Linked DNA regions of Mus musculus: region 2 is linked to region 1. The links are chromatin loops, found by intact Hi-C in ENCODE. Cell type or tissue: heart. All regions are shown on one strand. Links, peaks and the distances in the headings refer to the core of each region. The heading gives the core; the rest is flanking DNA.

What was found. A loop is a pair of places that touch in the nucleus more often than their neighbours do. Peaks named below come from ENCODE experiments on the same cell type or tissue, not always from the same donor. Only the 100,000 strongest peaks of a DNase experiment are listed, where the experiment ranks them.
Region 2: a loop joins it to region 1, with 1.8 times the contacts of the local background. A loop is called at or near these places in 2 of 42 quality-filtered maps.

The regions. Positions count from the first base shown.
Region 1 is chr5:123,142,452-123,158,560 of GRCm38, forward strand. Setd1b (SET domain containing 1B) reads left to right here. Exons shown (of 17, transcript NM_001040398.2): 1 at 1-3; 2 at 492-676; 3 at 905-1,003; 4 at 1,630-1,900; 5 at 4,099-4,211; 6 at 5,096-6,304; 7 at 9,384-10,208; 8 at 14,520-14,781; 9 at 14,870-15,219; 10 at 15,302-15,416; 11 at 15,942-16,109. The coding sequence starts at 506. Among named protein-coding and RNA genes, the nearest start is that of Setd1b, 8.3 kb to the left of the region's middle. In heart, for the core only: a CTCF peak has its summit at 7,398 (motif pointing left); DNase peaks (open chromatin) are centred at 7,390, 7,760, 8,460, 8,750 and 4 weaker places; H3K4me3 peaks cover 2,376 bases; H3K27ac peaks cover 2,104 bases.
Region 2 is chr5:123,004,245-123,020,353 of GRCm38, forward strand. Orai1 (ORAI calcium release-activated calcium modulator 1) reads left to right here and starts at 10,830. Exons shown (of 2, transcript NM_175423.3): 1 at 10,830-11,322. The coding sequence starts at 11,014. It overlaps Gm2479 (a long non-coding RNA gene), which reads right to left and starts at 10,783. Exons shown (of 3, transcript XR_387710.4): 1 at 10,483-10,783; 2 at 7,559-7,764; 3 at 3,049-3,815. In heart, for the core only: CTCF peaks have their summits at 6,736 (motif pointing right), 9,534 (motif pointing left) and 10,608; DNase peaks (open chromatin) are centred at 9,477, 9,837, 10,707 and 11,397; H3K4me3 peaks cover 2,875 bases; H3K27ac peaks cover 3,637 bases.

The DNA.
Region 1 (16,109 bases), core at 3,318-11,317:
GATGTAAGCGCGGCGCAGGGAAGGGAGGAGAGAGAGAGAGAGAGAGAGAGAGAGAGGCCGCGGTCAGAGGAGCCGGGCAGCCCGAGCCCCCGGCCCCCGCCCGGGCGGGCGACGCCAGGCCCTGCCGCGCGCCCCGCTCCCGAGCCGGGCCGAGCGCCACGCCGGGCGGCTGGCGGCACCATGGGCCGGAGCCCGCGTCCTCCGTGCGTCCCGGACCGCGCCAGCCCGCAGCGGGGGCCCCGGGCAGCCCCTCGCTGCCAGCCGGAGACGGTGGCCGAGCGGGCGGGCGCGTAAACCCTCCGGAAAGGGTTTATTCTCTCGCTCCATTCTTAGATTTTTTTTCCTCGGGAGGCGGGGGGGGGGGGGAGAGGCAGCGAGACAAGCTTTCGGGGCGCGCTGGTAAGGTGGGAGGGGGGTGGGGGCCAGCCGATTGGATTCTCGGGCGAATGTGTAGAAGCGTCGGAGAGGACAACAACTTGCTTGGGTTTCAGGTTGGGTTAACGGCATGGAGAACAGTCACCCCCACCACCACCACCAGCAGCCCCCGCCGCAGCCCGGCCCTTCGGGCGAGAGGAGGAACCACCATTGGAGAAGTTACAAGTTGATGATTGACCCGGCTCTGAAAAAGGGGCACCATAAACTGTACCGCTACGATGGGCAGCATTTCAGCCTGGCCGTGAGTAGCCGGCGCGCCTTCCCGCCACCCCCACCCACCCCCGGTGGAGCCCCCAGACAAGAGGCGAACGGAGGGGGACCCCTCTTCCAGCTACCTGGGCCAACTGTCAGCCAGGACTCCCTCCCCTCAGCCTGGAGTGGGACTGGTGCCTTGAGGGGGGGGGGTCTGCCCCTGCCCCTGGGGAGGGTGCCAGCCCTTCTATACTGAACCCCCTGTCTCTGCCCACAGATGTCCAGCAACCGCCCGGTGGAGATCGTGGAAGATCCCCGGGTGGTCGGAATCTGGACCAAAAACAAGGAGCTGGAGCTGTCTGTGCCCAAATTCAAGGTAGGACCCCTCCTCTCTGTCTTATGGTCCCTCCCCCCCTCCTTCCCCGAGTTCGAAAATAACGCCAGTCCTGACCAAGCCCAGCCGGATTCTTAGTTCCCGCCGTCCAGGACTGGGAAGTTTTGGCGGGGAGGGGGGAGAGGGGTGTCCCCTCCGGGCCACTGTAAACAAAATAACACTCGGAGAAACTGTAACGAGGGCACTGAGACTGTATCATGCCGGCAGAGCTGGGGGCTCCCGGTCCCCACCTGGGTCCTTGCGCACCCAGGGCCCTGGCTCAGGGACCCGCCCCCCTCCCAACCCTTTGGCTTTAAAGGGGACAACTTCCTAGACCAGAGGGTCGTCTGGGATCCAGCAGCAAGGATAGGAGGCCAGAATAGGGGGGTGGGGAAAGAGAAACTGTTTCTTTTTCCCCTTTCCTTTCGAACCCAGAGGACTTCCAGGTTCCAAACGATTTAATCCTCTGCTTCCTAGGCCCGCCCGCATGCTTTTTTTGTTTTCTTTTTTCTTTTTCTTTCTTTTTTTTAACTGCTGGGCAAGTGAGGCGTGCTTGTGTTTTCTCTTTGGTTTTAATGTTTTCCAAACTCCCTCCCCCCCCCCCCCACCTCGGCCGCGGCCCCTGGCAGATCGATGAGTTCTACGTGGGCCCTGTGCCTCCAAAGCAGGTGACATTTGCCAAGCTGAATGACAACGTCCGTGAAAACTTCCTAAGGGACATGTGCAAAAAGTATGGGGAGGTGGAGGAGGTGGAGATCTTGTATAACCCGAAGACCAAGAAACACCTGGGCATTGCCAAGGTGGTCTTTGCCACAGTCAGGGGCGCCAAGGAGGCCGTCCAACACCTGCACAGCACTTCTGTCATGGGCAACATTATCCACGTGGAGCTGGACACCAAAGGTTAGTGGTGGCCCGGCCGGTTGGTGGCCTGTGGGGGAGGAGCTGGAAGGCCACCTGTCAGTCTCACCCTCATCTTGGAAACCCCTTTATCGTTCCTTGTCTCTTCTTTGGGATTCCCCACCACCACCACCACCATTTATTTTTTGTCCCCTCCGGAGGGCAGAGTCACATGGAGCCAAATGTGTTGTCTGTTGCTAGGAGACAGACTATAATTTACCAAATGTGCCAGTCCTTGGCCACTGCACCCTTAGGGACCACCCAGAGGCTTCCCCCACCTATGACACCCCTGTGGGCCCCTCTCTGAGCCCCTGTGGCCTGCGTTTAGACAGTCCCTAGTGTTGCTGCCTGTGTTAGGGGAGATGGGAGGGTTTGTTTATTTGTTGGGGGCAGAAGAAGAACCGTGTGCCTTTAAATTCATAAAAGTCATTCCTTAAAGATCTAGGGTGCCCGTGCCCCTTCACCCCCTACCGGTGCCCCTTCCCTGAACCAATCTGAGCCGAGGAGTGTTTCATTGATAATGTTCTGATAGCATTGATAGTGGATCTTGGGGGCGGGCTGCTCTGGGTGCTCATGGGTTGACACTTGTCTTCCCTCCTCTCTCTTAAAGAGACCGCAGCACCTCTGTTTGCTCAGGCAGGCTGGGGAGCCACACCTCCTACCTCCAGAGCTGTTGACTCTCCTCCACCCCCACCCCCACCCCCGCATCCTGGCTCAGGTGAAAAGGCCTGACAAGACACAGAGGGCATCCCCCCTAAGTTTACCTGCGTCCTTTCTAAGACATCCCTGCCAGTCTGCGGGCAAGTGCAGGGGGCTTTGGGACCAGGTGGTCCCGTGATCCTAATGTCAAGTCCGGGGGTTGGAGGAGGGGCGTGGCACTGTTGAACCCTGCCTGGGAGGACTCCAGGGGTGAACACCAGGGATTTTTCTTTTTGAGTTTCTGAGCACACACCAAAGGCAAGACAGAAAAACTTAACTTTGTTTTGCTTTTAATGATGGCGACATGCAGTCTCTAAGACCTAAGACCGCGCTGGGTGTTGTCGCAAAGGGTTGTGGTTTGTGGTAATTTTGAGTGGATTTGGCAATTTTGAGTGGATTTGGTTACCCCCCAACCCCCGCTTGCAAAGCCTAGTCATTTCTGTCCAGTCGACAGCTTTCCTTCTCATTTCCCAGTTCCTCGAGCCCTAGTAAATGACCCCCAACCCCACCCCTGTCGCCATGCACTTGTGTGTGTGTGTGTGTGTGTGTGTGTGAACAGACTATTAAATCTACTACCTAGCCTCACATTAAGCTGAAGTTCAATTTCCCCCATGACTGAAGCCTGCAGTCCCCCTCTCCCATCACCTGCCCACATCTTAAGCAGCAGCTAAGCCTCACTACAATTTCATTTCTGGGGGACCTGGAGGGGTGGAGAGGGAAAGAAAAGAAAGGAAAAGACACAATCCTCAGATACTACCACTTATTTTGAGATTTGTAATTGTATTTCAAGAAAGAGTCCAGTAAAGTGTGGCTCACCTCCTTTGCATATGTAAGCAGCTGCCTCTAAGGCTCTAAATACCAATAATCGGGGCCTGGTTGATCAAAATCTCTCTCTGGTGGGTAGAGAGGTAGGCAGAGGGCTCCAGGTAGTCCCCGGGCAGACTCTGGGTACTCCTGGGGCTTAAGCTGGTGGAGAGCAGCCTGCGATTGGCTCACAGTAGTATGTATGTGTTTGACAGGCTTAGATTGTCTTTTGGCCCCAGATAGTTAAGTCACCTCTGTCCCCAGACTTCCTCTGCCCTTGTTACAAGCCGTGACTATTCTGTGGTGAAAGAATGTGGGGGATGGGGTGGTAATAGCTCCTTTTGGGGGGGAACTATAGTCTAAGGAATGGAAAGAACTTTCCATTTAGGATGGCATTTGGGGGTTTTGGGGTTTTTTTTGGGGGGGGTGCAGTGGGGGGAGAAGCTCTGTCCCACAAAGGCATTAACCTTAGAATCTCAGGATCAGAAAGATCAGAGTTTTGCAGCCTGGTTGGACAGATGAGAATCTGGAATGAGGTGAGAAAGGGTAGAGACCTAATCAGGGGACACACAGGATCCCCGGGCCTGTGGTCGCAGGCACAAGGGATCCCTGACCGTGCTAATAAGTGAGTTGGAATCCCCATGGGGATGTGTCCTGGTGGAGCTTCCATGGATACCCTTGTCCCTTGCCTGTTACAGGGGAAACTCGCATGCGCTTCTACGAGCTGTTGGTCACCGGCCGGTACACCCCTCAGACCCTCCCTGTTGGTGAGCTGGATGCTATTTCTCCGATTGTGAGCGAGACCCTGCAGGTAGGTTCTTCCCTGCAGCTGCTCCCTCCGCTTCAGCACCTCTTGGCTTTAGAGACCTGACCACACCTGCTGTTGGTTCCCAGCTGATCTAAAAACCCTGTTTTCCCAAGATCTGCTGCACCAGTTCTCCGCTGGGATTGGCCCAGCATCCCTGAGTCCCTCCTCTGGTTCCACCCACCCTCCACCCATACTGGGATTCCCACAGATGCAGGCTGTTTTTCTATATGAATGTCAAAACATCGCTACGTTTGGGTCTTAGTGTCTGGTATCCGGGCACCCTCTGTACGTATTTCCAGAAAGCAGAGTTCAGATCCTCTTCCAGAACAGACTGGCTCCTCCACCCACGGTATACCAGGACACTCACCTAGCTGATTCCATTCAGCCACAGTATGAACTGAGGTGTCCCCCCCTCCCAGAGGACTGAAGTCTGTTTGCCTGCTGATCAGGAGGCATGGGGGAGGGGCTGTCACACCTTTTAAATATCTAGAATTTGTAAGGACAGTCCATCAAACCCAAGACCACAGTCATTGGTCACATCTCTGTGTCACACCCTTTAATGTCAGATGGCCTGAGGCTTGGGAAGGAAATAGCAGCCTATACCAAAACATCAGGGTCTTCTCTTTGTGCTGCCAGTATTAGGGACAATCCTCTATGTGTGCAGAGGGTAAACATCTATACTTAGGGATAGGGAAAAACAACAACAACAAAAAGAAACAAAAAAACCCCTGCGCACTTCCAGGCACTCCAGTTCTTTCCTTGTGATGGGAGGTCATGGGCTCCACACTCCCTAGCAGCCAAAGTTTTAGCGGGAAGCAGCTCAATTGCCTGGTTCAGCTCGGTCCTCCCTCCACACCCACAACACCCATGATCTCTTCTCTCTCCAGCTATCAGATGCTCTGAAGCGCCTCAAAGATGGCAGCCTGTCTGCAGGCTGCGGCTCTGGCTCCTCGTCAGTCACCCCCAATAGCGGTGGGACCCCCTTCTCCCAAGACACAGCTTACTCCAGCTGCCGCCTGGACACACCCAACTCCTATGGACAAGGCACCCCAATCACGCCTCGCCTGGGCACCCCTTTCTCCCAGGATTCCAGCTACTCCAGCCGTCAGCCCACACCCTCCTATCTCTTCAGCCAGGACCCCACAGCCACATTCAAGGCGAGGCGGCACGAGAGCAAGTTCACAGATGCCTACAACCGCCGCCACGAACATCATTATGTCCACAACTCAGCGGTGGCTGGAGCCACAGCTCCTTTCCGAGGCTCCTCGGACCTCTCTTTTGGGACAGTTGGCAGCAGCGGGACTCCCTTCAAGGCTCAGTCGCAGGATGCCACCACGTTTGCCCATACTCCACCTCCTGCCCAAACAGCCACGGCTTCTGGATTCAAATCAGCTTTCTCTCCATATCAGACTCCAGCACCCCCCTTCCCGCCACCCCCTGAGGAGCCCACCGCCACAGCAGCCTTTGGGAGCCGCGACAGTGGGGAGTTCCGGAGGGCACCTGCGCCCCCGCCCCTGCCACCCGCTGAGCCTCCAGCCAAGGAGAAGCCAGGCACCCCTCCTGGTCCCCCGCCCCCTGACAGCAACAGCATGGAGCTGGGTGGTCGGCCTACCTTTGGCTGGAGTCCTGAGCCCTGTGACAGCCCTGGCACCCCTACTCTGGAGTCCTCTCCAGCCGGGCCAGAGAAGCCCCATGACAGCCTGGACTCCCGCATTGAGATGCTGCTGAAGGAGCAACGCACCAAGCTGCCCTTCCTTCGTGAGCAGGACTCAGACACCGAGATACAGATGGAAGGCAGCCCCATCTCCTCCTCCTCCTCCCAACTCTCCCCGCTCAGCCACTTTGGCACTAACTCGCAGCCCGGCTTCCGCGGTCCCTCGCCACCCTCCTCGCGCCCCTCCAGCACAGGTCTAGAGGACATCAGTCCCACACCACTGCCTGACTCTGATGAAGATGAGGACTTGGGCCTGGGCCTGGGGCCTCGGCCCCCACCTGAGCCAGGCCCCCCAGACCCTATGGGTCTGCTAGGCCAGACAGCCGAGGTGGATTTGGACCTGGCAGGAGACAGGACCCCCACCTCAGAGCGGATGGATGAGGTACCACCATGCCTGTCTGTCTGTCTGGGATTGATTTTGTCTGTCTTGTGTTCTACTCCTGATACATTTTACTAGCTAAGATGCGGGAGCAACGGGACCCTGTAACGCTCCTCCCTGGACGCAGGCTAAGTTCTGAGCTCTGGCGGGGTTTTCGGAGAGACCCTAGGCTGTGCTCATGGTCCCAGGTCATTGTCTCTGTTAATGGCGCTGTGTGAGGCTGGCTCAACAAACACTCCCAGGTGTTCTTTCTCAGAGCCTGGTGCCCTGAAGAGAGGAGAAAGCATGCAGGTGGAGCGGTCCAGCAGTCCATCTGTCCATCTGTCTTCCTTTTCTTGGTGGCTAATTTAGGATCTAACGTTTAGGGGGAAGGGGTTAGGGTTAGCTTTGGAGGGGAACAGAGTGTAAATCAGATGAAGGTGTCTGCCCCCTACTCCTTCCTTTCTTCCCTCTATCTCATTACCCAGACCTCCTGTCTCAAGAAGTTTCGAAGCTGGGATGGTGAAGGTTCCACTGTCCAGGTTTTCTAGGGGAGAGGATCATTGTGTCATCTTTCTAAGCTCAACCCTGGGTCCTTGTACTAGGGGGCCCAGCACGCATTAACAAGTAGACGCTCAGATAAGAGACCCATGCACCTGTGGACACAGATTTGCGTGTCCTCCATTAGCCCCCTCTGGCTGCCTGCAAAGGAACTTTGGGAGTCAGGGGAGGAGGTGGGGCCGCAGATGGCTGAGGCTCCTGGGAGCCTGCTAGCAGTTCTGGGGAAGTGGTTTTCTGGCTTCAAGGGTCAAGGCAGAGGGAACTGACAGGTGTACTTGAGCTAACTAACTAGGCTGTAGGCCCTTCCCCCATCCCTCTTAGGCAGCCTAGGTTTGGCGGATGTTTATCATGCCAGCCACCTGGTCCAGGGTTGAGTCGCTGGAGGTCACAGGCCGCCCTAACACTCTCTCCCTTCCTCCCTCCTTCCCTCCCTCCCTGGGCATAAGAAGAGGAAAGCTGAGGCTGGGAAGGCTGGAGTCTGGACTGCTCCAGGACAGAATTATGGAGATGCTTCAGAGTAGAGCTAAGCATCAGGTCGGCCCTCCGGCGCCCCCTGCTGGAGGTCGGGAGAGCAGTACTTAGGTTCTGCTGTCTGGTAGTGCTTGGTGTCTGTAAGAGCTCTTGCCCCGACAAGGCTGAGGTAGAGAGGACCCGTGGGAAGGGACAGGATAGGCAGAGGCTGGTGAGTTTAAAAAAAAAAAAAAAAAGGTTTCAGCCCCAGAGCCTTAATTAGCTGCCTTGTCACACGGACTATGTGACCTCTATAGAGGAAGGTCTTTTCTCTCTCTAGTCTCAGTTTCCTCATCTGTTGAGTGGGTCTGTATGAGTCCTGCCTCACCATCTCCATGGAAACAAGGTGTCCCTTCAGTTTGCCTGAACTACAGGCACTGCGGCCAACTGGTTCCCACCCGCTGTGGCCAGGGAGGGAGGGGGCAGAGCCAGTTTGCCTGCGCCCCTGTGATTGGCTGACTATAGCAGCCGGGAGTTAACCCTCTGAGCGCTGCTCCACGGTGATGCTGGGTGCTGTCCGGAGCTGACGTTAGGGCATTCTTTCTCTTCTTGCTCAGCTTGCCTGGCCTGCCCTCCCAAGGGTACCTTGAGAGTGTGCTCTCAGGATGTGTTGTGTTGTGTGTACAGGGGGAGATGAGAGTCTAGACACTCCTTTCCCCAGCAGATGACTCCTCTGAGGCCCTTCTCATCAGGTGGTGTGTGACCTCTGACCTCCTGCCTTCTCAGCCTTCCAAAGCACCTACTGTCACTTAAGCTTTGTTTTCTTAATATTTTCACCCAGGGTGAGATGTGTGTGTTTGGGAGGGGGGGGCGGGGCGTCTGACCCACAGAGTCCCTTGCGGAACCGGAACTCATTTTTCTCACCTTCCCTCCAGCTCCCACCTCTAAACCATAGCAACTCAGGGCCTCTCTCCAGTTCCCAGGCTCAGATGCTAACATCTCAAAAGACCCAGATCTCAATAGACTCCTCCCACATCAAGTTTGGCCCAGGTTGTCCTTTGATCCCGCCCCTTTCCACCCCCCTTGCAGTCTTAGCGGAAGCTCTTCCTGGGGCAGGTGTCTGGTGTGTGTGTGCCCTAGCCCGGCTTCTTGAGGTCTGTTGTGGGATGCGACCACGCATGTCTGTAGCTCTCAGCCTTGCCAGCCTGTTCTAAAAGCCAAGGAGACTTAAGTGAGAAGATTGAACTGGCCCAGTGGGAGTGAGCTGGCCCAGCTCTGGAGCTGTAGAGCACTGACCTAGCAGCATGTCAGCTAGGGCTCAGTCCCTAGCACAAAAACAAACAGAAACCCCTTCTAATTGATGGGTCCTTAAGGCGGCTGCCTACCCCCACCCAGGCTGCCAGCACTTCCTCGAAGCGGGTACCTTTTGCACTAAGCCCTGCTGGCCACAGTGGCTGAACCCCAGGCTGGGGAGCCACTTCCTGTTTCAAATCCCCCGGCTGTGGCTCTTATTGGTTGCATGGTCTCCAGGAAGTTACTAAAGCCTTTACATGTCCTGAGTTCCTCCTTAGTAACAGTGGAGAGAACAGACCCCTCCGCCCAGAGTTGTTCTAAGAACTGGCCAATGCATGTAAATTTTCCTGGCACGTGGGAAGCATCACTGAGTGTTAACTCTTTCCTGTGATCTTTCAGACTCTCTCAGACCTCTGCGGGGTTCTCCCCACACCCTGTTCCCTTCTCTCGGCCTTTCCCCTTCCCCATGCTGAGATTTCTCATTCCGCTTACGTTTCACCTCCACCATTTTTTAGAAGTTCAGCTCCATACAAATCAAGACTTGTGGCTGTCTCGGTCACTTTCGGCTTCTCCGCATCTAGAACAGTACCTGGCACACAGGTGCCGCAGAGGGAATGGCTATTTGGATGCCCCTTGTACCAAAGGAGAAAAGTATCGTTTGGAATGGTTGACTGATGTGCCCGAGGTCTGGCCAGCACGCTGGGAGTCCCCCACACTGATCCCCTGATCCCCTGATCCCAAGACTCTGACTCCTTGGTGCTTGGAAAATGCTTACAGAACCCTCACTGCTCTCTTCCAGGGCCAGCAGTCCTCAGGAGAGGACATGGAAATCTCAGATGATGAGATGCCCTCGGCCCCCATCACCAGCGCTGACTGCCCCAAGCCCATGGTGGTGACCCCAGGGGCCGGGGCTGTGGCAGCCCCCAACGTGCTGGCTCCAAACCTGCCCCTGCCCCCACCCCCTGGCTTCCCTCCATTACCCCCGCCCCCTCCTCCACCCCCACCACAACCTGGCTTCCCCATGCCCCCACCTCTGCCTCCACCACCACCACCACCACCACCAGCCCATCCTGCAGTGACAGTGCCCCCGCCACCCTTGCCAGCGCCCCCGGGTGTCCCGCCCCCACCCATCCTTCCGCCGCTACCTCCCTTCCCACCGGGACTGTTTCCTGTGATGCAGGTGGACATGAGCCATGTGCTGGGTGGCCAGTGGGGTGGCATGCCCATGTCCTTCCAGATGCAAACACAGATGTTAAGCCGGCTCATGACAGGCCAGGGGGCTTGTCCCTACCCACCTTTCATGGCCGCTGCGGCTGCCGCCGCTTCTGCTGGACTGCAGTTTGTCAACTTGCCCCCCTACCGGAGCCCATTCTCCCTGAGCAACAGTGGCCCAGGACGTGGACAGCATTGGCCGCCCCTGCCCAAGTTTGACCCCTCCGTGCCACCACCAGGCTACATACCACGTCAGGAGGACCCGCACAAGGCCACGGTGGATGGGGTCTTGCTGGTAGTGCTCAAGGAACTTAAGGCCATCATGAAGCGTGATCTCAACCGCAAGATGGTAGAGGTGGTGGCCTTCCGGGCCTTTGACGAATGGTGGGACAAGAAGGAGCGGATGGCCAAGGTATGTAGGTGGATGCTCAGGAAGCCCGTTAGGGTCACGAGAGGGCCGGCAGGAACTGGCCTAGGCATCCCTTTCTCTGAAGATGTGTTACTGGATGGGTGGTTGCTTCTACAGCCAGCCTGAGACAACTTTAAGAAGTGCCAACAAGCAGGGTGTTGGTGGCACATGCCCTTTATCACAGCGCTTGGGAGGCAGGGGCAGGTGGATCTCTGAGTTTCAGGCTAGCCTGGTCTACAGAGTCAGTTCAGACAGGGCTACACAGAGACACCCTGTCTTGAAAAACATAGGTAGGTAGGTAGGTAGGTAGATAGATAAGCTGACTAAGCAGACTGAACCCATGGCCACTGGCTGCATGTGGCTCTTCCCCTTTAAATTCTTCCCCTTTAACTAAGAGGAGACAGTAGCATCAGACACAGTTCCTCATTGGCCCACTCTGAGCTTCAGGAGCTCAACAACTTCCTGCCCGGTGGCAGCTGCCAATCCAGGTGGTCCCTCAGCTGAGACCTCTGGGACCTGATTCACCTCCCTTTTCTCTCCTGATACATTGGGCACAAAGTCTGACCTTGTGGGGACCTCTGCCTGCCCTTTTCCCTGGAGGTTTGCCTATCCAGACCCTCACAAATGATCCCTAACTAACTGCCCTTTCCCTACACAACGGAGAGGAGGGACAACGTCCTGAAGCCTTTTCCTTTAAGAGGTGGAGTCTCAGTCTGTGCTATGAAAGCTCAAGGATGCTCCTGCCTCAGCCATGGTAGCTACAAGGACAGGCACTTACCTGGTTTTAGTGTTTTTTGTTTTTTTTTGTTTTTTTGTTTTTTTTTAGTTTTTCGAGATCGGGTTTCTCTGTATAGCCTTGGCTGTCCTGGCACTCACTTTGTAGACCAGGCTGGCCTCGAACTCAGAAATCCGCCTGCCTCTGCCTCCCGAGTGCTGGGATTAAAGGTGTGCGCCACCACGCCCGGCCGTTTTAGTGTTTTTAAGTCCTCTCAAATAAGCAGAGAGTCCTGGCTCACACCTTTAACTCCAGCACTGGGGGCGGGGTGGGAGTGGGGGAGGCAAATGCTGCAGGAGCTCTGTGAGTTCAAGGCCAGCCAGGGTTACATAGTGAGACCCCCCCCAAACCCGGTCTCACAAAAGCAAATGATCAACTAACTAAAAGGAAGGCCTCAGTGGCTGTCCCTTGCCCCTAGTCCACTCTGCTCCTCACCCCACCCGCAGAGGAGGGCGTCCACCAGTTTTGCTGTCTCTCCCTGCACTGCACTGTAGGGAGCTCTGTGACTAGAAACTTGTTCTCTGCAGGGTAGGTAAGTGCGGCCTGTCAGGACTCATATTACGGGGTCATAAAACCAGAGAACTACCCGACACACAGTTCTTTATCATCCATTACTTGAATTGTGTTGGCCCCCCTGGGATGTGTAACAGTCAGAGCTATCTGAAGCTATGTCGTCTGTAACTTAAAGCGCCAGAGCTTTGAGGGTGGCTCCTTTTGTCCAGTTCACCTCCGTCCTTTCAACCCAATATGTCAGATCCTTGAGCCACCACCTTGGGGTGAACACTGAAGTAATAGCGATGCAGGCATATTTGCTTTTTGTTGTGTTTTGTTGTTGTTATTGTTGTTTTGTTTTGTTTTAGTTTTTCTTTTTCTTTTTTTTTTTTTTCCAAGACAGGGTTTCTCTGTGTAGCCCTGGCTGTCCTGGAACTCACTCTGTAGACCAGGCTGGCCTCGAGCTCAGAAATCAGCCTGCCTCTGCCTCCCGAGTACTGGGACTAAAGGCGTGTGCCACCACACCCAGCTTGTTTTAGTTTTTCAAGACAGGGTTTCCCTGACTAGCCTTGGCTACCTGGAGCTCATTCGATAGACCAGGCTGGCCTTGCTAGCCTAGAATTCATAGAGATCCGCCTGCCTCTGCCTTCCAAGCACTGGGGTTAAAGGTGTGCGCCACCACGCCCGGCGGTGGTGGTTTTTAAGACAGGGTCTCACTATGTTGCCTTGGCTGTCTGTTACTTGCTGTGAAGACCAGGCTAGCTTCCAACTCAGAGATCCACCTGCCTCTGCCTCCTGAGTCCTGGCTTTAAAGATGTGTGATTACCTCACCTCGCTCTCACATACTGTAGACAGTCTCATTTTAATTACAGCTATATCTGGTTTTTGCTTAAGTAAAATACTTACTGAAACCAGGTGAAGCACACCTTTCATTTTGGTACTCAGAATGGAGAGGAAGATGGAATCTCTGTGGGTTCAAGGCCAGCCTGGTCTACATAGCAAGTTCCAGGACAACCTAGGCTACATAGAGAAACCCTGTCTCCAAAACACAAACAAACACACACAAAACCCAGAGCCTCTAACCCAGGCTGACCTCAGATTCTCTTTGTAGCAGAGAATGATTCTGAACTGGGAATTTTTGTTTCCATCGCTGGAGGGGTTAGGATCCCGAGTAAGCCCCGCCACACACAGTTTAACAGTCTCTGGGAATGGAACCAAAGGCTTCATGCCCGCTAGGCAAACACTCTTCTAGCTGAGATGTATCCCCAACTGTGAAAGAAAAACTTATCTATTTTGTATATGTGAACACAGTGTCACTGTCTTCAGACACACCAGATGAGGGCATCAGATCCCATTACAGATGGTTGTGAGCCACCATGTGGTTGCTGGGAATTGAACTCAGGACCTCTGGAAGAGCAATCAGTGCTCTTAACCACTGAGCCATCTCTCCAGCCCTCTGAATAAATTCTTTAAGCTATGGGCAGTGCCTGAGCCAGAAGTGAAACCCCCCCACCCACCCCCAACTCCGTCATCCCGCACATGGGAAGTACCCCCACAACCCTTGCTGGGAATGTCAGGAATTTGAGGCCAGCCTAAGCTACACAGTTCCATGCATAAACCAACATAAGTGGGCTAGAAAGATGTCTCAGCAGTTAATAAGCACTGCAACTGCATGGCAGGCCAAAGCTGTCTGTCAATCCAGTTCTGGGAATCCAGCGCCCTCTTCTGGCCTTCATAGGTACCAGGCATCCATAGCACACAGACAGACATGAAGACCAAGCAGCTGTACACATAAAATAAAAATAAACTTTGGCCGGGCAGTGGTGGCTCACGCCTTTAATCCCAGCACTCAGGAGGTAGAGGCAGGCGGATTTCTGAGTTCGAGGCCAGCCTGGTCTACAGAGTGAGTTCCAGACAGCCAGGGCTACACAGAGAAACCCTGTCTCAAAAACAAACAAACAAACAAACTTCTAAAGGAACTTATATAACAGATTCAAAAGGCTAGGAACTTGGGTTTGTTTGTTTGTTTTTTGTTTTTTGTTTTTTTTTAATTTTGAACTAGGGTCTTCTAAAACTAAGGTTGGCTTCAATTTTGCTATGGAGCCAAACAAGTTGTCCTTAAATACTCCCATCTGCCGAGTGTGTGCCACCAGTCCCAGCTCTGTTGTTGTTAGCGGTGTTTAGTTGGTTGGTGGTGGTATTTTATGTAATAGGTGTTTTTGCCTCTATGTATGTAAGTGCAGCGAGTGCCTGCCTGTGTTCCACAGAGGCAGGCATCGAATGCCCAGAAACTGGAGTTACAGACGGTTGCGAGCTGCCATATAGCTGCTGGGACTAGAACCCAGGTCCTCTATAAAGGCAGCCAGTGCTCTTAACCCCTGAGCCGTCTCTCCACCCCTCCCCCTCCCCATTCTGTTTGGTATTGGTTTTGCTTCTTTGGTTTTTCAAGACAGCATTTCTCTGTAGCCCTGGCTGTTCTGGTACTGGCTACGTAGACCAGGCTGGCCTTGAACTCAGATCCACCTGCCTCTGCCTCCCAAGTTATGGGATTAAAGGCATGCAACTCCCATGGCTGGCCTTTTTTCTATTTCTTTTCTTTTCTTTATCTTTTTTTTTTTTTTTTCAGCAATAGCTCAAGAGATAAAATTGGTTTCAATTAATTTCTGAAAGAAGAACTCCATTCCTTTTGTTCCGGGTATATTGGGTCCACTGTGTAGACACTGTGACTGTTTGTAATACCCTGGGACCACACAGCACAGGGAAATTGGACCTTGGTGCCTGTGGTAGTGATGTAGATATGTTCTTGCAGCGCACAGCTCTCATTCCTGTGCCCCCCATGTGGAGGCCATGCTCCAAAAACTGCAGCTGTGGTAGTGTTGTTGGTGAAGCGGTGGTGGAAGGGCAGTGTGGGGCTCTAGAACCCTAGAAAGAGAGGGAGGTTGTGGCCCAGTGTATGGGAAAAAAGTGTGCCATTAACTAAGGCTGCCTGCAGGGGGCAGCAGCAATGCCTCGGACTCTGGTCACTGTCCCCTTCTCTCCCATCCCAGGCCTCACTGACCCCCGTGAAGTCCGGTGAGCACAAGGACGAGGACAGGCCAAAGCCCAAAGACCGAATCGCCTCCTGTCTGCTGGAGTCGTGGGGCAAGGGTGAGGGCCTGGGTTACGAGGGCCTAGGCCTGGGCATTGGACTGCGGGGCGCCATTCGCTTGCCCTCCTTCAAGGTCAAGAGGAAGGAGCCACCGGACACAGCCTCTTCTGGTGACCAGAAGCGGCTACGGCCTTCAACCTCTGTGGATGAGGAAGATGAAGGTCAGTGCTTTCTGCTGCTGGCTGGCTGTTGGTTTCCCCCTCCTCCCCATCACTGCGTCCCCGCTCATAACTCCTTCTGTTCCCACAGAGTCAGAGCGGGAGCGGGACCGGGACATAGCTGATGCTCCCTGCGAACTCACCAAGCGGGACCCCAAAAGCGTGGGTGTGCGACGCCGGCCAGGACGGCCCCTGGAGCTGGACAGCGGCGGGGAGGAGGATGAGAAGGAGTCCTTGTCAGCGTCCTCCTCTTCCTCAGCATCCTCATCCTCTGGATCTTCTACCACCTCACCCTCATCCTCCGCCTCAGACAAGGAAGAGGAGGACCGAGAAAGCACCGAGGAGGAGGAGGAGGAAGAGGAGGAGGAAGCAGAGGAAGAGGAGGAGGAAGGCCCCAGGAGCCGCATATCCTCACCCTCATCCTCCTCAAGCTCCGACAAGGTCTGGATCAGAGCCTCCCGGGTGCTGGGTGTTCGGACACGGGCCTCCAGCTCACCTGTGTCCCTCTGTCCCTGTGCCCCAGGATGACGAAGATGACAACGAAGCCGACAGCGATGGCCAGATTGATTCAGACATCGACGATCAGGGTGCACCCCTGTCGGAGGCCAGCGAGAAAGACAATGGAGATTCTGAGGAGGGTAAGCAGGGAAGTGGTTGTCCCGGCCCCGCCCCCCACCCCCAGCCTGTGCTCTCAAGATGGGACATCACACTGATATTGGGGGACCAATATCTTAATGCTTTTGAGAGATGTGCTTCTTAAAGCACGTACCTCCCCCTGTGTTAGGATTCCAGACTGGGTGAGTCTAGAGGCCCAGAAAATAGATCAGTGGGTACTTGAGCCACTGGTGGGGGAGGGGTGCTGGGGGGGAGGGCTGCTGAAAGGAGTAGCTTCTGACTGTTGATGGGAGTGCTTAAGAACTAAGTGGAGGGGATGGCCGCTTTGGGAGCCTGTGGGGTGCCAAGATTGTTCACTTCCAAATGTACAGTCTTATGTTAATTTCACCTGGAGCCTATTTATATTGAGGAGTAGTTTCCTCCTGGTCAGCATTTGAAGGCTGTGTTTAAAGGGCTTCCTGTTGAAGGCCTTTTGGGGAAATACTTAGCATGGGGCAGGAGCAGCCCGGGCTGTGAAGTAACCCGCCCAACTTGTGTCCCTCACCCAGAGGAGACAGAGAGCATCACCACCTCAAAGGCCCCAGCTGAGTCGTCCTCATCCTCCAGTGAAAGTTCTGGATCTTCTGAGTTTGAATCCAGTTCCGAGTCCGAGTCTTCATCTTCATCCTCAGAGGACGAGGAGGAGATGACCGTACCTGGGGTGGAGGAAGAAGAGG
Region 2 (16,109 bases), core at 5,214-13,213, 140 kb before region 1:
TCATAACCATCTGTAATGGAGTCTGATGCCCTCTTCTGGTGTGTCCGAAGACGGCTTTATTTATAAAATAAATAAATCTTAAGGAAAAAAAAAGATGGAGAGATGGCTTGGCAGTTCAAAGCACTTACTGCTCTTACAGGAGACCTGAATACAGTTCCCAGCAACCACATTAGGTGGCTCACAACCAGTTGTAACTCTAGCTCCAAGGTTCCAATGTTCTCCTGACTTCTACAGACACCTACAGTCATGTCCAAACACACACACACACACACACTCACACAATGTATAATAAATGAGAGCTGCAGAGAGGTCTCAGCAGATGCACACACTTGCTACACTGGTAGAGGATGGGTTCTCTTAGGACCTACACAGCCACTCAGGCATCTGTAACAACTCCAGCTCAGGAAATCCAATGTCCTTTCCGGATCTCCACAGAGGACACAAAGCACACGAGGACACAAAGCACACATGTGGTGCACATACATACATACTGGCAGTCAAATACCCATGTACATAAAAACAAGTCTTTAAAAAACAATAAATGGTGGCTGGTGAGATGGCTCAGTGGGTAAGAGCACCGGACTGCTCTTCCGAAGGTCTGAAGTTCAAATCCCAGCAACCACATGGTGGCTCACAACCCTCTGTAACAAGATCTGACGCCCTCTTCTGGAGTATCTGAAGACAGCTACAGTGTACTTACATATAATAAAATAAATAAATCTTTAAAAAAAAACAATAAATGGAAAGTAAAAATGAAAAATTGGATGGGGTGGCTCACCAGTAATTTCAGGCGAAGTCAGGCCAGAATGAGATCTTGTCTCAAAAATAAAAGATTAAGCCCAGGGTGGTACTGCTACATGCTTATGGGTAGAACTATCTTTTATGTTACAATGTGTATCTTACTGTCCATGGAAAGAAGGGAGCCTTGCCGGGTTAACACTACCCCATAATGTGAGCATTCAGGGAGACAGACAATGCCAGAGCCAGAAAGCTGGCTCCTCAGGGGACAGCACTTGCCACCAAGCCTGTGACCCTTTGGAGCTACAAGGAAGAAGGGAATAAATCTATTCCCATGAGCTGTCCTCTGACCTCCACACACAGATCTTAGCATGTGTACCTCCACATCACAAGGGTCTTGCTGGGCAGTGTGGTGTGTGGTGGCGCATGCCTAAATCCCAGTCAGTACTCAGGAGGCAGAGGCAGTTGGATCTCTGTGAGTTCCAGGCCAGCCTGGTCTACAGAGTGAGTTCCGGGAGAGCCTGGGCTACAACGAGAAACCCTGTCCCTGTTGTGAAAAACAAACAAGGTAGGGTCTTAGGCTAGCTCTGGCTAGTCTAGAACTCGTTATGTAGACCAAGCTGCCCTAGATCTCACAGAAATCAACCTCAGTGTGATGAGATTAGTTTACATACCACAGGTTTAGAGAGAAAGAGAAGGATGGGGAGAGAGAAAGACAGAGACCCATGGCAGCCTGAGCAATCTTGTCTCCAGGCAGGGAAGGGCATGACTCTGGTAAAATGCATCTATCCCTAGTACCTCGTGGGGGTGGGGAAGTGTTCATCTGGTGCTAAAGCTTTGTGACTGGTGAGGACTGATTCAGAGTCACTTCTATGCACACCTAATGTATTAGCCCTCATTAAAATTGTTAATTTCCCAGCCTGGGCAGATGGTAGGGCTGATAAGACACTTGTCTGGCAAGCACACGGACCAGAGTTTGGATTCCCAGTGCCCACACAAAAGCCTTGCTGGTCCCTTGGACTACCTGAAACCTCAGCAGCATTTGCCAGGCAGAGATTAGATCCCTGGGACTAGCTAGCTAGCTAGACGAGCCAGATCATACGCTCTGGGTTCCATGAGAGACCCTGTGCCTCAGTAAATGAAGAGGGGAGGGATCCAGGGAGACAAATGACATCAGTCTCTACTTGGAAGCGCGCGTGCGCGTGCGCGTGCGCGCACACACACACACACACACACACACAAAGAGTCTGCTCTTTTTAAAATTCGACAAAGTCCAGGTAAGGGGTTCTGCTGCGGGAGAATTAAATCCCTCAGAGCAAAAACAGCCAGGCCAAATGAAGGGCCGACAGCTTTCGGCTCTCTGCCAGCAGCGCCAGGTTTGGAGCCCAGCTGCTGCCCTCTTGCCTGATGAACGTAGACAGCCTGTGGGAGAAGGTGGCAGTCTTCAAGCCCCAGCCCCCCTTCCTGGTCTTGATAAAGCTGTGCCCCAAACAGAGCCCTGGGACACAGGAGATCCACCAGCAGGTGAGCAGAGCCTGTCTGACCTCATCATTGTCTTCAAAGAGCTATTTCCCAGGTGGGAAGATAAGTTTCTGAGAAAGGTACTGGGCAGTACGCAGAGATAAGGGTCTCCTGCCCCTGCCCACACCCACATTATAGTCTCTCCTTTCTATGTTATTTACAGAGCATTTCAGCAGGAAGATCAGCGGCCCTTCACTCGGACGGTTAATGAACTATAGCATAGCCAGATACTGACTGGGCACAGGAGATGTTGGCAAATGGACATTCCATTGCATGATGAGCTCAAACCTTAATAAATGCTTCTATAACTGAATAATAAATTGTGTCCACCATACTTAGCAAGTAGGCATTTATTAACTGCTGGACTACATGAAAGACTTTGGAACCCACCCTTTTGCTGTTGTTTCTTTTGCTTTGTTGTTGTTAGGGTTTCTCAGTGTAGCCATGACTATCCTGAAACTTACTCTGTAGGCTGGCCTTGAACTCAAAGATCTGCCTGTCTCTGCCTCCTCGGTGCTGGGATTAAATCGACCTTTAATTGTGATGCTTAAATTCATACCACATTAGCCATCAAACCATCCAGCAGGCAGTGGTGGTCCATGCCTTTAACCCCAGCAGAGGATCCAACTTTTACCCCCAGCATCCTTGTCTGGTGACTCACACCACCTGTAACTATGGCTCCAAGGGATCTAACATCCTCTTGAAGGTCTGATACCACTGTACTCATATGCACAGAGGCCGCCCCCCTTACCCCACATCTATACACGGTTAAAAACAAGGCTTGACACACACCTTTAATCAGAGGTCTCTGTGAGTTTGAGGCTAGCCCGACCTGCATAGGTCAGGCTTCAGAAAGACAGACATTCCAGGGGATGAGGAGGATAGGGGTGGGCTCATGAGCTAGGAGAAAACAGATACGCTCAAAACCGAAAATGACTTTCAGAGCCTTGGTCTAAAAGGCAAGCAGCAGCCTGCTTAGCCCATTTGGCTGCTGCGGCAAACTACCACAAGACTACAAGGCTTAGCAAAGCAAATCTAATTCTGTTTTAGAACCTCGAGATTTAACACAAAAGGCAGAATTGCCGATGGCTCAATTGGTCCAGTTTCTCCCATGAAAGCTCGGCACAGACCAGGTGTGTTGGCATATGTCAGTAATCCCAGCACTCCGGTGGAGACAAGACCAGAAACCCAAGGTTATCCTCAGCTGTGTATGGAGCTTGAAGCCAGCCTGGGCTTCCCGAGGCTCCGCATCTCTAACAGACAGACAGAGCCATCAGATTCAGTGTCTGATGAGAACTTGTTCTCTGGTTCGTTGATGTCATATTCTTGTTATGTCTTGTGGCAGATGAGGCATGGCTCCCAGTCATAAGGGAGGAGGCAGGAGTCGATCAGATAAAGCTTCCCCAGGTGAGGAGCTGAGTATAACCACGGAAGGGCCTTCCAAAATAGTAAGCTAAGTGATGATGCCTTCAGATCCAGATAGGAAAGGCTTTACAGAGGTGGTTTAAATCAAAGATCTTGAAATGGGGAGACTCTCCGGGTGAATCCAACGTGATCTTAAGTAGTCAGGAGAGACAGAAAGAGATGTACCAATGAAAACTAAGATCAGAGTAAGCGCTCTGAACACTGAAGGAAGGGGGCCCACAAGCCCAGGACTACAGAATCCACCAGAAGGTGAAAGGAGGGAGGAGATGGATTTTCCTCATCAGAGCCTCCAGAAGGAGCCAAATCGACCCTCTTTAGTTTATTTAAAACCCGCAGCTTCAGTTTGACTTCTCAGTACCCAGAAGAATAAATACAAATTAAATTATGTTCTATTAAACAACTGCATTATTTGTTAAACACCAATGGGAAGCTAAGGTACCCATGGAAAGGACCCGAGCCACTGTACCATTTATTTAGAGGCGGGGTCTCTTTGTAGTCCTGGCTGTCCTGGAACTCACTATTTTGGCCTCAAACTCACAAAGAGCCCTGCTAAGTGCTGGGATTTAATGAGTGGGGTGGTGCTAAGCCTAGCAAGTTGTATCTTTTAGAAAGGTTTTTGGCTTGCTCTTACAGAGTGAGTGACCAAGTGACCTCTGCCATCTGGGTGAATCTTGATGGCTCCCTAGATACAACGGACAAGAGAAAGCTGGAGGAAAGAGCTCTGATTCTAAGAAAGTGTTAAGGAGGACAATTGCATGGTAGACTTTTCTAGTGGAATGGATGCATGAAGGAAAGGGACTTGTGTGTGTACTCCACTGATCTATTCCCAGGACCTGCACTAGACGGGGTATGCCGGGGAAGCAGGGTATTTTTATGTGATTAGCCTGGAATAGTTCTCTGAGAAATAAATACCCTTGGTCTAAAGGGTTTTTATGAGTCAGGACAGAGGATTAAAGGCAGCCAGGCTCCACAGAAATCCCAGGGTCAGGGACTGCCGAGGATTGGAGACTTTTAATCTAAACCTTAAAACATTTTGATTTTTCACTCCCTCGATTCAAAGTGTCACTTTAAATATGTGTTTGGCAACATCAACGGTTCTATTTTTCTTTTTAATTGTACAAAGAACGATCCTGGAAATGGCCCAGCTCCAGACTGGAGGAGGCAAGGGAAATTTGGCAACAGCAGTTGAAGGCAGAGACACCAACTTAAAAAAAAAAAAAAAAAAAACTATATGTATCAAATGGATTTGAAATCTCTTTGAGAGAGCTGTGAGACCAAACTTCCTACTACCCTGAACTTGCTTGTGGTCAGCCCTGACTCAGGACTTCTAAAAGGAGTCTGATAGACTCACCAGCTTAGAATGGACACAAGACAGATGGACGGGTGTCCAGATAAAAATATCCCCACACTAATGCTGGACTGGATCTCGATTTCCTTCCGGCCTCAGTTGTCTTTCCCCTTTTTATCCTATGAGCAGCAAACAGAGGATTCTTTTTGTTGGTGCTGCCTACTGGGTGCCAAACTGGTATGTATTCTATCTGTGCACCTAACTACCAAAAGGATATCTTTATACCTGATTTCTATGTATGGCATCTGAGGCTCCAGGTGTCAGTATAATTCCACACCCCACTGCCAGGTCTGGGCCTCTATGCCCTCTGGTCCATGCCATCCTCTTAGCCTACTTTGGTCTGGATCATTGGGATCCATTCTTACGGCTGCTCAGTCAGCAGGCTTTCTGTATAGACAGGACCAATGGGAGGCAGGGATAAATAGTGGGACCTCCTGGTTGGGAAGGGCGGCCGCTGTTTCTGACATACATCCTATTAGACGCCTCTAGTTGTCCTTCCTCCACAGGTCTTTCACTTCCAGACATCACTGTTCCTTTATCCTGGTACCTGTTTTTCCTGTTTGGATTCTCAGAGATGAACTGCCCTTGGTAAATACAGATTAGCCAATTCATTAGATGTGCGATGGGGCTGCCTTCATTCTTTGATCCTCACAGTGCCCGTGAGAGGGAAGATAGTCACCATCTATTGAGCACTGTGCTGATTGCCAGACAAATGTTCTGTCACGAAACACTCGTAACGTAACAACCCTTGCTGCCTGGTGCCACCGGGACTCCCACTTGACAGATGGAGTCCAGACAGCTTGGGATGTCTGCCAACGTAGCCGAGTTACACATCCATGAGACTGGAGTCTAAATCCAGGTGTACCTCGCCCGACAGTCTGTGATTTTCCCTATTTCTGATGAATGAGAATTCAACCTCCTTGATTGGCTGCACTCTTTGAGCCCCTCCAGGGCCCTGAGATTCATCCTTTCAGGCTGCCCTTACGGAAGAGCTGCAACCCAGGGAGTTCAGAGATCCATTTGGTTAAGTATTTAGACTCCCCTTCCTTCCCCTCTCGAGATAAAGTCTAATTATATAGCCCAGGCTAGCCTCAAACTCTTCTCTCCTACCACAGCCTCCCAAGGGCTGGAACTACAGGAGTGCCGAACCACACCCAATGAACAGACTTATTGTCTCAGTTCTGCAGGCCAGCAAAGACAGCCACGTCACTGTGAGGTCACCCAATCTCGCCCATGTGTTGGGAGGGACACCTTCTCTAAAGGTTTTAGGGGAAAATCTGCCGGAAGCTTTTTGCCCCAGCTTCCGATTCCTTCTGTTTACTTCCTGTGTCTTCTCACATCTCCCCTCAGTGTGCGCTCTATGTGTGTGTTTCAGACACTTTGGTTTCACGTACGTGGGTGTTTTGCTTGCACATATGTATGTGTGTACGCAGCCCAGAGTAGCTCGGGACTCCCAGCAGTACCCCTGTTTCGGCCTGTCAAGTGCCAGGATTTAAGAGTCATAAGCCACCAGGCTGGGCTGACATCTCAGTTTTGCTTAGACAAGCTGGTTCAGCGATTCTCAAACTTTACCCAAAGAACTTGCTAAAATCAAAATAGCTTGGATGGCTTTTTTTTTTTTTAAGATTTTATATATTTTTATTTAATGTGTATGAATGTTTTACCTACACATATGTTCACCATGCGCATGCAGTACCTCTGGAGGCCAGAAGGGGGTGTTGGATCCCTGAAACCGCACTTAACAGCCAGTTGTGAGCCAGCATGTGGGTGCTGGGAAACAAACCCCGAAACTCTGCCAGAGCAGCGAGTGCTCTTAACCACGGAGCCAACTCCCTAACACCCCCTCATGGCTTTTCATAACTTTTTAATGGTAATTAAAAAAAAAATATATATATATATATCCTGACTCATCTGATCTAGAATATGAGGATCAAGCAGAGTGATGGTGATGCCCCAGACGCTGGACCAATAAAGTTTAAAAAAAAAAAAAAAATCAAAATCTATCCTACTAAAAATAAATGAATCCTAAATGAGATACTACTGCTTCCTAACAGCCTCCTTTCTTCTCGTCTGTAAAATGGTGATTTAATATTATGAGTCTGTAAGGAGTTTAATATAACACTTAATATACAATGAGATAATACACACTAGAGTTTACATGACTATAGGTGTTAGTACAAGGATGTAGGACAGGGCCTGTCATTGGGAAGTACTACACTGCTGCTAACTTTTCTCTCCTGACAGAATAAGGATGCTGCTATCTCCTATGCGACCTATGGCAGCAGTCTCTGGTCAGCCCTCAGGCTATGGCCATTAGTCCTGATAGATCAAGACCATTGTCTTTTCAGCAGAGTCTCTACACTCTCAAGCACGAACTGTTTGGGAAAGAAAAGTTGTTTTGGGCTATTTTTTTGTTTTGTTTTGTTTTTTATTTTGTTTTTTGTTTTGTTTTTTGGTTTTTTTTTTGTTTTTTTTTTTTTTGTTTTTTTTGTTTTTTGAGAGCAACCCCAGAGGTTGATAGCATACCTTCGGACGACTTGAGGGAGCCACAGGGTTGTTTGAAGCTGACGTGGAATCTGAAGCCTGGAGTCTAACCCTTGTTGGCCACCCGTACCAGTGCCAGTTTCGTTTCTTAGCAAGCGGCTTCTTCTTTCTTACCGGAGCCTCAGAGTTTCCGCCTGCTGAAGTACCTCTATTGATGGCTTTGCTGCTCCTCATGGTCCCAGCTGAATCTAGTAAGAAAGACAAAGGTTACTGTGGGTCCTTCAACCCTCCCAAGTCAGGGGCCGAGCTTAGAGCCTCCCCTCCACTCTAGATCTGGATATCTTTATTTTTATTATTATTATTTTTTTATTTGCTTTGCTTTTTGGTGCAAGGATTGAACCCAGAACTACATGCTGAAGAACTACATGCTGAGCTTTTTGTGTAGTTTTCTCTTCTATACTAATGGGCTGCGGCAAAGTAAGATTGATAAGAAGGGAAGGGGTTACAATGTTGCAATGAGGAAACCATCCCCGTTGCTAAGGCCTCAGGTGTTTTTTTTTTTTGTTGTTGTTTTGTTTTGTTTTGTTTTGTTTTTTTGCCACACCACTGCTAGATCTCTTCATTGCTCTACATCAGTAGACCTCTGTCTTTCAGACTCTTTGTTTTGTTTTGCTTTGTTTTTTGTTTTTTGAGACAGGGTTTCTCTGTGTTCCCCTGGCTGTCCTGGAACTCACTTTGTAGACCAGGCTGGCCTCGAACTCAGAAATCCTCCTGCTTCTGCCTCCCAAGTGCTGGGATTAAAGGCGTGTGCTACCACACCCGGCTGTCTTCCAGACTCTTAACCTCCAGACCTCACGCCCTCTCTCTCTTGGTTTCCATGAACCAAGGATGTCAGTTACTGTATTGACTAAACCTGGTCCTACACAAACTCTAAAGGGTGGGGCTCAGATCAATACATTAATTGGCTAGACAACTTCAGATGCCGACCTAGCATTGCTGCGATAAAGGCCAAGACCGAAGGCAACTTGGGAAGGAAAGGGCTTATTTGGCTTACGTGTTCCCAGGTCACACTCTATCAGGGCAGGAACCGAAGCAGGGATCAGGGAGGAACGATGCTTACTGGCTGCCTCAGCCTGCCCTTCTTATAGAACTCAGGATTTTACCCACCTGTCCAGGGGGCAGCACCACTCACAGTGGGCTGGGCCATCCGTGAATCAATCATTCATCAAGAAAATGACCTCCAGATTTGCATACAGGCCAGTTTGAGGGGTACACATTCTCCATTGAGCTTCCCTCCTCTCCAATGGCTCTAGTTCATGTCAAGCTGACAAACAACAACAACAACAACAACAACAACAAAAACCCAAAAACCTAACACAGATGCTATTACAATCAGAGCTATGCAAGGGAAGATATCAGGGTGACCAGACAAGACCATACGTGGGGCTATGTAGGCAAAAGGAAAGGTCTTTAGGATAGTTGAGCACAGGTGTAAATGATAATCAGGAATAATAAGCACAAAGCCCATGTAGGAAACAAACCTAATGGGGTGAGATTTCAAATTCCAAGGGCTCAATCTTTTCGTTGTCATTTTATGTTCTGGAGACATTTTTGTTTGTTTGTTTGTTTGTTTTGGTTTTGTTTTGTTTTTCGAGACAGGGTTTCTTTGTATAGCCCTGGCTGTCCTGGAACTCACTCTGTAGACCAGGCTGGCCTCGAACTCAGAAATCTACCTGCCTCTGCCTCTGCCTCCCAAGTACTGGGATTAAAGGCATGCGCTACCACTGCCCAGGGAGACAAAGTCTTTTATGTAGCTGGCCTAGAACTCAGAGATCCTCTTGCCCTGCCTCTGTCTCCCAAGCGCTGGGATTAAAGGCTTGTGCCACCATGCCAGCCCCAAGTTCTCAATCTTTGTAAACCTGGGAAGGCAGCAGCTAGGGGAATCTCAGAAACTCCACAGGAGGCCTCTCTTTTGTGCCATGTGGTTGAGTGAAGGGCTGCCCTCTAGCGGTTGTACAAGAGTTTAACTCTCACACTGTTAGACCTGGAGTGCCACACCACATGCTTAGGATTTATTTGACTGGGATCTAAATTTATCATTTGTTCTTGTTTTTCCCACATGTATTCAGTCAACAAGCATTTCTTCAATGTGGAGTATGTGCCAAGAAACATTCTGAAGGCTGGGGGTTAAAGCGGTGAGACTGCTCTTAACGTGTCCTAAAGTTCCTTAGCCCAGTGCCCTCCCTACCTTACCGGTATCTCCTGAGCCCCACCCTGAACCTCCCTATTTTCCTCTTCCCTTAGGTCCTGGCGCCTATCTTGCTGGCCCAGGTCTCAGCTCAGATGAGACTCCCAAGGTGTGAACCTTTTTAGTCTGCCTCCTGCAGAATAGAAAACGCTACGGAGGGGTCTGGGAATGGCAGGCACAGGCTAATGGCAGGCACATGCTAATGGCAGTAGTCCAGAGGCTTGGGCAGATGGCTCTTTGTGAGTTCGAAGCCAGCCTGGTCTATATAACAAGTTTCAAACCAGGCAGAGCTATGTAGTCTCAAAAATAAATAAATACAAACGGGGGCTAGCATTCTAAAATTAAAATAAAAACCCTGTTACTATCCACCTTTTTTTATCTTTTTTTTTTCTGTACACATTTACAGTCTCCTGAACTATAATTGACTCGATGTTTGTGTGTCTTTTCTACAAGAGTGTTGGCTGCAAGGGTGCAGGGAATTTTGTCCCTCTTGTGTTTCGAGGCAAGGGCTCACTCCTCCTTCAAACTCATTGTTTTCCAGTCTCCTCTATGCTGGGACTCCAGGCACGCATAACATCTTCGGGATCGACTTTGTCCGTCTCAATCACAAGCCTACACCCTGCCCTCGGTGCCTGGGACCGTGTTGGCACCCAATAGACGCTCAATAACCGCTCACTGAACTCTAGTAGCCCTCCGCTTGCTCTTTTTTCCAACAGACCTTTTGCCACCTTGTTCCAAGGAGGAAATAGGCCTCAGGAGGCGCCCAGAGGTGACCTCGGATGGCCTAAGTCAAGAGCTCCGGGAGCAAAGCCACAGGAGCAGCTGCAAAGAGAAGCGAGGCCTGACAGCGTGGGGCGCTTCCAGGAAGGCGAGCCAGGGGCTGGGGGCGGAGCCGTCGGAGGCGGTGCGGGGTACGTCACTCGCACGGACACCGCCCACCGCCTTGTGGGCGGGGTGTGTTCGTGGGTGTGGCGTATGCAAATAACCTCGGGTCGCCGGCCAATCGTGGAGCTCGCGGAGGTGCCGGCTTGGGACCGGACGCCGGTCGGCACGCAGGCTCCGGTCGCGGCCGCTTGGAACTTGCGGAGCGGTTCTGCAGCCAGTGCCTCGGCCTTCGGATCCGGTGCGTCCGGCTGCGGGAGACCGGCTCGAGTGGGAGGCCGGCGGAGGTGCGGCGCGGCCCGGCCCGGCCCCGGGGCCGCAGCCTTCTCAGGCGCTCGCCGCCAGCCGCGCCTTCGCAGCGTACTCCATGCATCCGGAGCCTGCCCCGCCCCCGAGTCACAGCAATCCGGAGCTTCCCGTGAGCGGCGGCAGCAGCACTAGCGGCAGCCGCCGGAGCCGCCGCCGCAGCGGGGACGGGGAGCCCTCGGGGGCCCCACCGCTGCCGCCGCCGCCACCCGCCGTCAGCTACCCGGACTGGATCGGCCAGAGTTACTCCGAGGTGATGAGCCTCAACGAGCACTCGATGCAGGCGCTGTCCTGGCGCAAGCTCTACTTAAGCCGCGCCAAGCTCAAAGCTTCCAGCCGGACCTCGGCTCTGCTCTCCGGCTTCGCCATGGTGAGCTCGGGCCTCCCTGCCCTCCTCCCCTCTTCCTGCTTCGGCCGCTCCCGCCCGCAGCCCCGACGGGGCCCACAGTTGGGAGCGGGCTGGGCGTGCCTGGGGTGAGGGGAAGAGCTGGGGAAAGCTGTCCTAGGCGCCGGAGGGGAGCCAGAGGCTGCTGAGCTGTGAGGGCGAGGTGGACGACCAGAGATAGAGATACCCACGCGCAGGTGTTTTTAGACGGGCACCTTGTCGCGGCAAAGAGGTTAGGGTTACAAAGAATGTTGCTTTCATGAAGTTGCTATGTAAGAAGTCTGCCCTGCATGTAATCAGGGGGACAAGAAGGATGCAAAAGGTCCAGCCCACTGAGGACAGGTGTCAGGAGATGAAGATGAGCTACATTGTGGCCGCGCCTTCTCGCACACCTAAGGCCGGAAGGTATTAACAAGACTTTATCAAATATTGGAGGGGATTTCCCAATACGTTCCACCTCCCCATACTCCACTAACTCTTACTCCCTTTTACACTCCCCACCCCACCGCATTTTCCAAGAGCCTCAGCCTAGGGGTTGAGTGCCACTCCCCACCCTCATTTTCTTCTCTAGAAACTTGCCTCTGAGTCACTGGGTGTGGGGGAGGAGGGTGGGACATGTTCCCCTTGAAAGGGCTCTTGCTTGATGAAGAGGTAGGCATATTTTCCTCCCCTCAAGTCCCAAGAAGGTGGTACGAAGCCTCTGCAGGAGGCGCCCCTGGAGGCTGCAGGTTAGGCACCAGACCTTAACTCTAGGAATACCTTCAGGCTTGCCTGTCTTGGAGTTTGCCTGGAGCTGTTATTATCTTTCGATGACATCAACCTACATCAGTGGGGTCTGCCGCCCCCCCCCTTCACCATCACGGCCGCCTCCCCCCCCCCCCCCCCCCCCCCCGTGAATTAGCTAAGCCTTTGGCCTTGAGGAAGGGAGTGGTTGGCACCCTTGGTTTTCTTGGGAAGGGAGTGTTGTCTGGGTCTCTCCCTGTCGCCTGCAAACAAGTGGATCAACACAGTTGTGAGCCCGGATGCTTTAGAAGCCCACAGTGCACTAGGCCAGAGAGGAAAGGCCAGGAGGTGTGATATAAATTACCCTTCCCAGCTCTGCCACTTGCTGCTTGCCTGTATGACCTCAGGCAAATCAATCTCTCTCTCTCTCTCTCTCTCTCTCCCTCTCTCTCTCTCTCTCTCTCTCTCTCCCTCTCTACCTCTCTCCCTCTCCCCAGATCTTGATTTCTTAAATGGCAGATTAAAAAAAAAAACCTTAAAACCGACTTTAAAAAATGATGTTGGAGGAGGAGCCCTTTAAAGAGGTGAAAGTGAGTTGGCTTATAATTATAGTACTCAGGAGGCAGAGGCAGGAGGATTGCCCATGACTTCAAGACCTGTCTGTTCTACACAGCTAGTCTGGTAAACAGGACTTGAACCTGGGTCAGCCAGTGTCTAGGTCTTACTTAAGACATACCACAGTGCTATGGGCAGTTTCCAGCCAGGGCCAGGTAGCTCCAAGCCAAAGGGAATGAGAAACAAAGCCACACAATGTTTCTTTGGAAGTTAAAGAGAAAGTTTTACACTTTAGGGGAGGGGGTATCACGTGTTTATGGCTTGTAAATTGTAACTTCTTAGACCCCAGGAGAGGTGAGGGTCAGATAGGGGGTCCTTTCCTACCCTCTCCTTTTCTCGTTCTCCTCTGCAGAAGGTCAAGCCTCCACTAAAAACATGGAGGAGGTTAGAAGGCTGGGGTAGCTAAAACCGGTGGATGGGCATGGGTGCATCCACACTGTCTGTCCTGGGAATCTTGTTTGCACAGCCTGGGTAGAGTAGGCTCCTCAACTCCAGGATGCCATCCTTTAAATTGTGCAGACTTACGAAGGGTTGAGGTCCAGGACTGCCTCCCTTCTGAGCCACAGTTTCAACTAAGCACTCTGCTATGAAGCTGGACTTCTAAGAACTCTGGATTCATTGTCTGAGGTCTCCTGATGCTCTGCCCCCACTGCCGACACCCAGCCCCTTGAGTGAGCCTCAAGAGAGGAAGGGGGTGCCTGGCCACCCTCATGCCATGGTAACGGAGTGACAAGTTTCCTGGATTACTCTTCTCTTGGCTTGTGAGTCAGCACAGCCAACTTCCTGCCCCCAGAGGGCTTCCTTCCTACAAACCTGGAAAAGTAGAGGAGCTGACCCGACCTTTGCCCCTCCAGTGTTAGCCAGGTTGCCTGGAATGCCAAATTCACCTGCTTATCCCTAAAGTGAGCGTGAGGGAGAGTCTCTCAAAAGGCCTGGTGGAGATCAAGCCAATCCTAACTTCATGATGAAAGGGTGTAGGCCAGGTGCCTGTAACACATTGAGGATAAGCGTCTTTGAGGTTAGTTTTCTCCTGTGTAGAGATGGGCAGATCTTGTTCTCTCCTTGACTTGTATGAGGGTTCCTTACGAGGGCCCATGGGGAGCTGAGGGATTTCAGGACCTGATGCTGTATCTGGTCTGCTGGTGGGACTCTACAGATAGAAAACGAAGGGAACCCGAATCTAGGTTAGATGTGCATTTTACAGTGTCCCTGGAGCCAAGAGTATCCCTTGGGCAGGTGGTAGTATACATCTTTAAACCCAGCAATTCAGGAGGCAGAGGCAGGCAGATCTCTGAGTTCCAGGCCAGCCTGGTCTCCAGAGCAAGTTCTAAGACAGCCAGAGCTACACAGAGAAACACTATCTTAAAAAACAAAAGTTTCCTTCAGAGCCTACCTTTAGGCTGTCTGTCCCTAAGGTTACCACAGCCTGGGCCTGACCCTGTCCCTGTACAGGACAAAGGTGGTCATGCATGGGAGGCAGGCTGTAACATTAGCCTAAGCAGACGATAATTGGGAAGGTCAGTCTGGTGCGGTAAACAAAATGCCTTCCACGACCTGGGATCAATTAGTTTTGGATTATCTTCCTCCTCAAGTTCTGCCCGCCAGCCCCTTTTTTGTTCCAGGTTCCAGAGCAGGTTCAGAAGTTGGCTAAGCTTTCTGGGAAAATGAATTGGAAGGAAGCGCTCCAGTCATGAGACATGATTGGGTGTTTTTGACATACCCAGAGATCAGAGTGCTGGGTGGGAGGTGAGCAAGAAGCTACTATTACCACTCGGTACTAATCCCCGGAAAGGAGGGTTAATGCTGGAGTCGATGGGCCTCTTGTACCAGGCTAGCAACCGTGGAAAATGCTTCAGAGGGGTCCTCCTGTCATCTTCCTTCCAAGCATGGTTGTGAATGACATGCTGCAATTTAAGTCACTGGCTCCGGAAGCCATTATAGCCCTCTGGGTGGTCCATGTTGGAAAGCAAGCCTCAGAGAGTGGCAAGGACATAGAGCCCAGAAGCTCTAGGGTAGCAAAATGGGAATGGGCACATCAGCTACCCAGGTGCCAGTGTCAGCCGGGCTTCTTCAGGCTGTAAAAACTGGGGGAAGTTGCTTAACCTCTTGGGGTTCCTTCCCCAGTAAACAGCAACCAACCTCATTGGCTTGTGGATTTGTTGGGTTGGTATTTGCAAGTTATAATACCTGCCTAGGTATCTAGGGAACTTGTTTACGCTAGTTGCCATGGTGTGGGGGTCTGCTTTCTGAAGGATGGAAGGATTGTGATTCCAATGGAGCCTTGAGGATGGTGGAAGTGAGGTCCTGAGGAGAGCCTACCAAACTGGCAAGAACCTTCACAGTCAGTCGTGGGGTCTCTAGGGAAAGAGAGGGGGTCTGGTGTGACTGGCATCATGCCACACACCAAGTCACTCTGGTGGCTCACACCTCTAATCCCCGGCACTCGGGAGGCAAAGGCAAGCGGCTCTCTGTGAGTCTGAGACCCTGCCCTAAACAAAAGCCCTATGGTAGAGGACATTGAGGACCTCTCTAGGAAGTTGGAACTCTTGGGTGAGCAGCAGGGACCTATCAAAGATTATAGACAGGGGCCTGGTGTGAATAATGTAACAGTGATGATTAAAGCGGGTATTACGTAACTCTTAACTGTGTCCAGCATGAGCCCAGACTCCTTCCTTCCTTTCATTCTTGTTTAAACCTCACCGTAGCTCTTAAAAGTTTGAGAACCACACAGGAAAACCAGGGCTCAGAAAAGCCCTGATCACAGCTAGCTAGTAGGACTGAGTTCTGTTGAGTCTGACTGGAGCCTTTTCTCCCCTCCCTCCTTTTGCCAGTATCCCCGCCCCCACCCCTACCCCGAGCTGGTTGATAACCAGGCCTTTGGAGTCTGCCAGATGCCCAATTCTGCATGCAAGATTTGTACTCTGGGCAGTGCATAAATGGAACTCTCTGCTGAATATCCCAAGGGGAGGTTGATGTCTGCTCCGTCGAGAGAGGCCTTTTGTGAAACTTCACAAGTGCCTGCCTGCAGCACTTTCTGGAATCCTCAGCTGGGAACAGTGAGGGGCCCTTCCCTTGATGGGTCCCTGACTGGAAAGGAAAAGCCCTTTTTAAGTGGGCTTCCCAAGGCAGTGCTCTATTGATCTACACTGGGTAGAGGATAGTCTGAAGGAAAGAGAATATGAAGTTAAAATGTAAATCAGCTGCTTTCTCTCACAGACCCTATGAGGGCCTTTAATGTGCTGCTTTCTTGAAAGGGACATTTCAGACAGAGAGGAGGACCACGGGCAGTGTTGATCTGTTTTGTTTTATAGGTTTTTGTTTGTTTGTTTGTTTGTTGTTTTTGTTTTTCGAGACAGGGTTTTTCTGCATAGCCCTGGCTGTCCTGGAACTCACTCTGTAGACCAGGCTGGCCTTGAACTCAGAAATCCACCTGC